Regions from separate parts of the Homo sapiens genome. Here region 1 is linked to region 2. A link is an interaction called in ENCODE POLR2A ChIA-PET data of the cell type or tissue named here. Cell type or tissue: IMR-90. All regions are shown on one strand. Each heading gives the region's core, and the rest is flanking DNA. Links, peaks and the distances in the headings are about the cores only.

Region 1 (4,772 bases), core at 595-3,094, 130 kb before region 2:
GACTTCCTAGAGATCCAAGGAACCCACTTGTAGAACTGCTGCTTTAATGACTAGAAATAACAAATACATAAGACTCCTCAGAGGAGATAAACTACTAAGAATTCTAGAGCTTTTTTCTTGGTCATGCAGGCAATTGAGAAACATTTAACATAAAAATCCCTACTGGCTGAATTTTACCAAGTGATATACATCCAGATTGAGCTAAAATGCATGCACTTGCCTTAAAATAAACTTAAAACCTAAAGTGTTTAAAAATAAGGTGTAATATTAACAACAACAGCTAATATTTGAGCATTCATTATATACTGAGCATTGTTCTAAGTGTTTAAATGTATTCATATTTATATATAAATGTCAATAAATTATCCTTATTTCATAAATGAGGAAATTAAGGCACAGAATGGTGCAAAGAGAATCAAGGAACAATGACTTGAAACAGAAATAATGAGGTTAAGAAGCAAAAAATTGTTATAGTGTATTATAACTAATAGCAACTTAGAACTGCATTTGTATTATCACAGTTCTATAAAGAACATACTGTCCAAGCCCCAGAATAAGGATGACAATCTTAATTCTCTTCCATATCCCTGCCAAGATAATCCTTATAAAACCACATTCCCTTTAGAGAACACTGTAGCCAGAAACGTGAACACGAAATGTTCAAAAAGAGCACAACACTGAAGTATTTTTAAAATGTAAAATGGAAGACTAATTTTGAGGCTAACAAATGTTAGCTTTCTAAATTGCTGTCTTTGTAGAAGTACCAGAAATAAATCATGCTTTCAAAAAATTAGTCACTTAATAAGATGTAAAAAATCTGAAATAGGGTACTTTTTTCTACAAAAAAAAGTTCAAGTTTCTCTACCTCAAACGTTTATCAAGGCAATGACTCCTTTTTACTGTCTTGGTGCCATGCCTCTTCCACTCCAGGGACAATCACAAAAGTAGAGAAAACCTCACACGTTCAACAGATCTTATTAAATCTCATCAATCAAAAGGAATAAAGTTGTTGAAACTAAAACTCTTTAACTCTTTTTTTTTTTTTTTTTTTTTTTTGAGACTGAGTCTCCCTCTGTTGCCCAGGCTGGAGTACAGTGGTGCAATCTTGGCTCACTTCTACCTCCACCTCCTGGGTTCACACAATTCTCCTGCTTCAGCTTCCTGAGTAGCTGGGATTACAGGCACCTGCCACCACGCCTGGCCAATTTTTTATTTTTAATAGAGACAGGGTTTCACCATGTTGGCCTGGTTAGTCTCGGACTCCTGGCCTCAGGTGATTTGCCCACCTTGGCCTCCCAAAGTGCTGGGATTACAGGCATGAGCCACCATGCCCGGCCAAACCTAAAACTCTTAACATACTGAATTCAAATGTGCTTCTAATTTCAGACAAATTTCAGAATTTTAGATAGGCCTATACTATGCCCTGAACTATGTAGCACGCAATAAATATTTGTTGAAGGGTTGAATCTTCAACAGTATAAAATGGATATACTGAAGATACTGTTACTTTAACATTTTCTGCCTCCCATACTACTACACTACTAATTATCAGAGCATCAGAAAACTGCAATGAAACCAACCTTCTACCTTCAACTACATAACTGAAGAGTTATAATTTACCATTCTGTTATACTGTACATCCAAGAAAAAAAAGAATAATTTTTTAGATCATTTTATGTAGCTATTGGTAATCTAAGATACCACAAAAAAAATTCGGCCGGGCCCGGTGGCTCATGCCTGTAATCCCAGCACTCCGGGAGGCCGAGGCGGGCGGATCACGAGGTCAGGAGATCGAGACCATCCTGGCTAACACGGTGAAACCCCGTCTCTACTAAAAATACAAAAAAAAAAAAAAATTAGCCGGGCATGGTGGCGGGCACCTGTAGTCCCAGCTATTCAGGAGGCTGAGGCAGGAGAATGGCGTGAACCCGGTAGGCGGAGCTTGCAGTGAGCCGAGATCTCTCCACTGCACTCCAGCTGGGCGACAGAGCAAGACTACGTCTCAAAAAAAAAAAAAAAAATTTACGAGGATGTTCCTTTTTTTAAACAATGGTGTTCTTAACATACTATAATTTCTTATAGCTTTCTTTGAAATGCTTGATGAAATACAACAAAATCACAAATGTTTTCTTTTGTCAATAAGCTTTTTGAACTAGATAGGAGAAAATTAGCTCCATTAAGCTAAGGTGGCCTGTTGCTTTAATAGTATTCTAAACTCAGTGACAGATAAAAATCCCAAAACAAGGAAAATATACTCAAGCTGAGTGTGTGCCACAAGAAAGTTCTCTCTGTATTTAATTCACAAATGGAAACATTTGCTTCTGATCTATTGAACTGTTAAAATATCTCATTGCAAACACATACAATCTTAAAACTCTACGCAGAAACTTCTTGGAAGCCAGTGTCAATTAAAAGTTATCTCTATGCAATAAAAAGGCCCTCTTGGTATACAAAGCATACAAGTTGAAAAATTCAGACTAAAATATTCCCTAATATCAAACTGTATTTTTTAAGTACAACTCATACTTGCTGAATATCAATTTACTAAAACAAGCAAGGATGACCTTATCTTGGCAAAATTCAGAATACTATTTCTTCAACATCTTAGAAGGCAGCTTGATGAACCACATTCTTCCATCTGCTTTGTTCTACATCTTCATATCCCAAATGGAAATTAAACCCTTCTCAAGTAATGGCCAAAATTTCATTAATCACAAGAAAGTACACAGAGCAGAGAAGTAGCATAGTATGAATAACAGAGGTAGACAAAATGAGAGATGGAACAGTATTGGTAATGACCTTAAAAAAGCAAACAGGAGGCTGGGTGCGGTGGCTCACGCCTGTAATCCCAGCACTTTGGGAGGCCAAGGTGGGCAGATCACCTGAGGTAGGGAGTTAGAGACCAGCCTGACCAACATGGAGAAACCTCGTCTCTACTAAAAACACACAATTAGCCAGGCATGGTGGCGCATGCCTGTAATCCCAGCTACTCGGGGGGCTGAGGCAGGAGAATCACTTGAACCCAGGAGATGGAGGTTGCAGTGAGCCAAGATCGTGCCATTGGACTTCAGCCTGGGCAACAAGAGCGAAACTCCATCGCAAAAAAAAAAAAAAAAAAAAAGCAAATAGGAGTGTATGTTGAGACAGAAAATCTATACAAAATGTACAGGAATCACATTAAATAATTCCATTCCCACTTACCTGATGAGCTCTCAGTAAATACTGTTAATGTCTGTCCTCCAACACTTTGCAAGACAAATGGATGTTCTCTAGGAGCACTGACTGAAGCTGGTTTTCCACCAATATCATGAATATTTGCAAGATCCTCATTCAAAGTAAATGACACCTAATAGACACATTAACCAGAGATTATAACAGACTTCTGTATTCAAACTATATATATATAAATTTTTGTTATAAATCAAATTGTTTTTAAATGTGTTTTCCAGTCATTTCATTAAACACTTTATTAAAAACTCCTTAATACTTGGTCATAAAAAGAGAATATAAACTGGACACATTGGTGCACACCTATAATCCCCGCTACTTGGGAGGCTGAGGCAAGAGGATTCCTTGGGCCAGGAGTTCCAGGCTGTAGCTCACTATGAACAGCCATTGCACTCCAACCTTGGCAACAAAGCAAGACCCTGTCTCTTAAAAAAAACAAAAGAGAGAAAGATAATCTATTCCCATTTGTCAGAATAATGGGGCTAATAAAAAAATAACAGAATCACATCCTTTGCAGCAATGATGCAGCTGGAAGCCATTATCCTATGTAAATTAGCGCAGAAACAGAAAACCAAATACCACATGTTCTCACTTACAAGTGGGAACTAAACATTGGGTAGACACGGACCTAAAGATGGGAACAACAGACATTGGGGACTCCAAAAAGAGAGAGGGAGAGAGGAGACCAAGGGTTAAAAAACTACCTATTGGTTACCATGTTCACTATTTGGGTGACAGAATAAATATCAGCCCAAATCTCAGCATCATGCAATATACCTATGTAACAAACCTACACATGTACCCCTGAAATAAAATAAAAATTACTAAACATAAGAAAATAAAAAACAAAAACAAAAAGAATAATGGGGCTAATCTATCATTATAAAAAAAGACAGTTTTCATGTTTTCTCTGGTCTGTAGCTGAAGAAGTCTCCAAAACAGGAGTAAGATTATTTTTTCTGGCTGGGCGCAGTGGTTCACACCTGTAATCCCAGCACCTTGAGAGGCCGAGGTGGGCTGATCACTTGAGGTCAGGAGATTGAGACCAGCCTGGCCAACATGACAAAACGTTGTCTCTACTAAAAATACAAAAATTAGCCGGGCATGACAGAATGAGACTCCATCTCAAAAAAAAAAAAAGATGATTTTTTTTTTTTCCCTAAAATCTCTGAGGTCTGAGGTCAAGGGATCATGTCTTACTATCTTTTATATCTTTAAGATCTAGCAGAGTGCCTGGCATATAGAAGGAAAATAATATTGCTGAATAAGTGAATATTTTAAGAATATTAAGAAAGCAATTGTACTTCAGATGGGGGGGATGAAGTGAACTATTTACTCTGAAAAGCTTAAACACTCCCATAAACAGAGGATGTATTTATTTTGTATGTCTTAATGACAACTGTATGAGTACATGGTATTATTTTTGATTGTTTTAACAAATACAACTCAACAGTTAAAAGGATAGCTCAATAATAAGGTTTAGAATAAAAATACATACTAGGTGTTCTTTCAAAATGCTTTTTATTATATACCAGATCTCCCCA
Region 2 (5,432 bases), core at 1,131-3,630:
AATTGTATGTAAGGTAACAAAAAGCAAACAAAAATGGAGAAATAAAGATGTCAGGTTTCAATGTACTGATTCCTTATATTAGTAAATTGAACATCAATAGAGACAGAGGAATACATTAAATCACTGGACTATTATTATACAATCAATCCAAACAATTCAAGTGCTCAAATTCATGATGATAAAAGAAATAAACTTTTATATCAGTTGTTTCAGGTGTACTACTGTTGGTCTGATTTAGGATAATTTGCATATTGTGACACACAGGACCAAACTAGTGCTAAAATATAATAAAATAATAAATAACACCTAAAAGCAGTCAACTCACTGAAAATCAAAAGCTGAAAGCCAGCTGATGTAAGAGATTAATCTGCTAAATGACTAATTTGCTGACTTACCACATTTAATCATTTAACACAAATGTTTGCATTTTCTAACAATATACAATATTTAGAGCATTTTTTATTTATTAAAAAAAAGTTTTTTAGAGACAGGTCTTGCTCTGTGTAGACCCTGCACTGGAGTGCAGTGGTGTGGTCATAGCTCACTGTAACCTCAAACTCCTAGGCTCAAGTGATCCTCCAACCTCAGCCTCCCAAGTAGCTGGGACCTTGAGTGTGTGCCACCAGACCTGGCTAATTTTTCACCTTTTTATTTTGGTAGAGATGGGGTCTTGCTATACTACCCAGGCTGGTCTCTATCTCTTGGCCTCAGAAGATCCTCCCGTCTCAGTCTCCCCCAAAGTGCTGGGATTACATGTGTGAGCCACCATGGTTGGCCAAGAGCAATTAATTTTTGAATAAGATGGGTTTGTAACAGCTTTTGAAAACTAATGTCAAACTTCTACTTGATTGGTTTTTGTCTTCATTAAAGTATTTTAAAGACTGCTCGACTTATCAAAAGCTAAGGTTTCTAGAGTGGCTTAGTCTTAAGACTATATTAATACTTTGAATAGAAAGTATCTGGAATTTCAGCTTTCAGGCTTCAGATTAGAACCCTAATTTTTTGGATGCATTTTAAAGTAAACTGTAAACATCACTACATGTCCCCCTAAATACCTAAGCATGCATTTGAGTTCAATATTTGTTTTTTTATATATATATTTAAGATAAATATACATATGATAAAATGCATAAATATTAAGTGTATATTCAATGAGTTTTATAGTTCAAACTCCAATCAAAATCTGGAACCTTTCTATCACTTCAGGCATATGCTGTTTCCTAGTCAAATTCCATACCCCTATTCCGACTATCAGCATTGATTTTTTTCCCACCATAGATGCATTTTGCTTATTGTACAGCTCTATATAAACATAATAAGAAGTATGTACTTGCTTGTGTAAGATTTCTTTCACTCAGTATGACTTTTGAGATTCATCCATGTTGTATTTATTTGTAATGTGTTCCTTTTTATTGGTGAGTAGTTTCATTTATACCACAGTTTGGTTTTCTTGCTCTTACTGATCAACATTTGAGCTGCTTACAGTATTTAACTATTATGAATAAAGCATCTATGAACATTCTTGGATAAGTTTTTTTGAGGCTATTAAGAATAACATGTTCAACTCTTTGTGTGGATATGTTTTCATTTGTCTTAGGTAAATACCCAGGAGGAAAATAGCAGGGTACATGTCTGTTTAGTTTGATAAGAAATGCCAGTTTGGAAAAAGGCTTAGCTTATTTATCTTTAGCCATTGGTCTTTTCTTACATAACTCATTATGGCTCTAAATTTTCCCTCTAAATACCGCTTCATATGGCATCCCACACATTGTGATATGTTGTATTTTTGTCATTCAGGTCTACATTTTTCTAACTTCCATTATCATTTTTTCTTTGATGCAAAGTTTAAATTTTGAGTTTTTCTGATTTCCAGGTTTTTTTTTTTTTATGTTTTTTTTGAGACAAGGTCTCACTCTGCCATCCAGATTGGAGTGCAGTGGCACAGCCATAGCTTGACTCAACCTATCTGTCCGCCTCAGCATTCCAAAGTGCTGGGATTATAGACATGAGCCACTACATCTGGCCATAGTGGGTTTTTAAGTTATTCTGAATCCAAACTTCAATTCTTTGTGGTCAGATAATTTGGGTTGAATGATAGTAATTCCTTCGATTTTGTTGATATTTGACTTCTGAGCTGGTCAGTTTTCATAAATACTTCAAGTGGCTACGTTTTTGGTCAATTTCCCAAAATGTTTTAAGCATGCTTCACTGTGGTACTGGTCAACATATATAAATCAAGCTAACTATATTTTAGAGCTTATGGAATTTTCTTTAATACACTGGGAACAGAAAATAATTTTCCTAAACACCTTTCAGGGACCAATGGGTTCAGTAATTTACATTTATTCTTTGAGCGGGGACATTTATCATTTTTTCTTTTTGTGCAGGCACCATCCAACATTTGCCATTTTTTTAAAAGACAGAAGATAACAAAATAATATGCCAAATGAATACTGACTGTTTAGTTTATAAATTTAGATTGGACTACATTCAAAAAACATTTTTTCTCCCATATTTAAATATTTACATCCAACATTCCAAATCTGTTTATAATGTAAACATTTATAAATGGAAGATCTCCATGAGTGAGTAGGGGTCTTGCTTTCTCTCATCAAGTGCTACCTATCTCTAATAATTAGATTTCTGCTAATTTAATACGTAAAATGTGAATTGGAAATATTCATGAAAAACACAGAAGAATTTTATTAAAACAAAAATATATGCAACATAGTGTATTTCAGGATAGATGTATAAAAAGTGCATGGTAAAGAGGCAGACATATAAAAGAAAGAGAAATAAGTAAAAGAGAAAAAAATAAACAGATAACTAAAAGATAGGGGAAAAAAGGCTATATATTTTGCTTCTGGCTTCCTTTTTTTTTTTTTTTGAGACATTAGGCAGGGAGGCCTTCAAGTGATCCTCCCAACTCAGTTGGCTAATTTAAAAAAATTGTTTTTAGAAACAAGGTCTTGCTATGTTGCCCAAGCTGGCCTTGAACTCTTCGTCTCAAGTGATCCTCCTGCCTCAGCCTCCCAAGTAGCTGGGATTATAGGCAAGAGCCATCACACCTGGCTCTATATATCTTATTTTCTTACTTACATTGTATGAAGATACCTGCTCAGCCAGTCTCTTATCTCTTCCTGATAATATATGTTCTTCATCTTTCTTACTGGATGACTTCCTTGCTTCTTGTGTTTCCTGAGGAATGAACACAGATAACACATTACTGAATCATAAGATTAAGATAAAACAAAAAATAAATATTATTTTTACTTAGATTAAGTAACAAGAGACACAACTAAGCCAGGTTTGTGAAATCCCTTCTGATCAGAAATATTAACATACTTTGCCGGGCATAGTGACTCACGCCTGTAATCCTAGCACTTTGGGAGGCCAAGGCGGGTGAATCACCTGAGGTGACGAGTTCGAGACCAGCCTGGGCAACATGGTGAAACCTCATCTCTACTAAAAATATAAAAGCTGGGCATGGTGGCGGGTGCCTGTAATCCCAGCTACTGGGGAGGCTAAGGCAGGAGAATCGCTTGAATCTGGGAGGCAGAGGTTGCAGTGAGCCGAAATCGTTCCACTGCACCCCAGCCTGGGAGACAGAGTGAGACTCGGTCTCAAAAAAAAAAAAAAAAAAAAAAATCAAAATATTAACATACTTGATAAGAGATCAGTTACTGCTCTAGTCTGTGATTTTCTTGAAAACAAGGAAAAAAAAACCCACTCCACTCAATCAACCTATTTATTGAACTCAGGATGAGTTTGACTTAACAGTGGTGAGATGTAGAAGTGAAAATAAGGCTTAAAAAGATATCCTACATTACTGTTTTCAAAAATAATAAAATCACCCTGGAGGGGGAAAAAAAAACAAAGAAAAGGAAATAAAAGGTGTACATTTTGAGAAAAAAAAAAAAAAAGAAAAATTGTGTTTATTCACAGATCCTAGCACTGTGTAGCAAACTGTGAACTGCGTAGCAAACTCCAAAGAATTTACTAAAAAAACTCCTGGAACTACTAAGCAAGTATAGCAAAGTTGCAGGATACAAGATCAATATACAAAATATAGCAGCAAGAGGCCGGGCGTGGTAGCTCACGCCTGCAATCCTAGCACTTTGGGAGGCAGAGGCAGGCAGATTGCCTGAGCTCAGGAGTTCGAGACCACCCTGGGCAACATGGTGAAACCCTGTCTCTACTAAAATACAAAAAATTAGCTGGGCGTGGTGGCGAGTGTCTGTGGTCCCAGCTATTCAGGAGGCTGAGGCACAAGAATTGCTTGAACCTGGAAGGCAAAGGTTGCATTGAACTGAGATGGTGCCACTGCACTCCAGCCTGGGCAACAGAGCAAGCTTCTGTCTCAAAAAATATATATATACATATATATAAATATATACATAGAAATATATATACATATAAATATATATAAATATATATACATATATTTATATGTATATATTTATATGTATATATTTATATTTATATATTTCTATGTATATATTTATATGTGTATATATATTTATATGTATATATATTTATATGTATATATATTTATATGTATATATATTTATATGTATATATATTTATATGTATATATTTATACATTTATATGTATATATTTATATGTATATATATTTATATATATCAGCAAGAAACAACTGGAATTTGAAACAAAACTATCATTTATATTAGCACACACACATGAAGTGCCTAGTCTAACACATTTTAATTCAAAAAAATGTTACAGGAATATTCTAGAGCATATGCTCCCAAATTGGAATGGGGAAGGCCCATATAAAAACTACTGAAAACCACTGGTCTCTAAGCATATTCTTATATTGTTTTTATTTGCTTAGGAGGCCTCATGGACTAAAACAACACTGTATTTAATAAAGTAAGTTAAAAACATAGAAATAGCTCATTTCTACATTTTCCCAGAAAATAGATGTTTTACTTATAAAAAAAGAAAAGTGATGTTATGGTACAATGGAGATAAAAACCTAACCATTTAATATTAAGAGGTAGTAGATATCGTCAAGACTGGAAAGTGAGGACTTAACTGATCTCATTCAATTAATGTATGTAAAACATTTTCATTACTTTCTAAAGAGCAATCTTTTTTTTTTTTTTTTAGACAGAGTCTCGCTCTGTTACCCAGGCTGGAGTGCAGTGGCACAATCTCGGCTCACTGCAAGCTCTGCCTCCTGGGTTCACGCCATTCTCCTGTCTCAGCCTCCCGAGTAGCTGCGACTACAGGCGCCCGCCACCACGCCTGGCTAATTTTTTGTATTTTTAGTAGAGACAGGGTTTCACCATGTTAGCCAGGATGGTCTTGATCTCCTGACCTTGTGATCCGCCCACCTCAGCCTCCCAAAGTGTTAGGATTACAGGCGTGAGCCACCACGCCCAGACAACAGCAATCTTCTTTTAGG

What was found. ChIA-PET counts read pairs that join two places held together with the same protein. Peaks named below come from ENCODE experiments on the same cell type or tissue, not always from the same donor. Only the 100,000 strongest peaks of a DNase experiment are listed, where the experiment ranks them.
Region 1: POLR2A ChIA-PET joins it to region 2 with 6 read pairs; 2 of 35 experiments call an interaction of 5 or more read pairs at or near these places.

What each region holds. Positions count from the first base shown.
Region 1 is chr13:45,150,261-45,155,032 of GRCh38, reverse strand. It overlaps GTF2F2 (general transcription factor IIF subunit 2), which reads right to left. Exons shown (of 8, transcript NM_004128.3): 4 at 3,202-3,346. Among named protein-coding and RNA genes, the nearest start is that of GTF2F2, 32 kb to the right of the region's middle. In IMR-90, for the core only: no CTCF peak of the experiment used is centred there; no DNase peak of the experiment used is centred there.
Region 2 is chr13:45,018,096-45,023,527 of GRCh38, reverse strand. It overlaps GPALPP1 (GPALPP motifs containing 1), which reads right to left. Exons shown (of 8, transcript NM_018559.5): 7 at 3,100-3,198. Among named protein-coding and RNA genes, the nearest start is that of GPALPP1, 31 kb to the right of the region's middle. In IMR-90, for the core only: no CTCF peak of the experiment used is centred there; DNase peaks (open chromatin) are centred at 2,107 and 3,317; H3K27ac peaks cover 2,134 bases.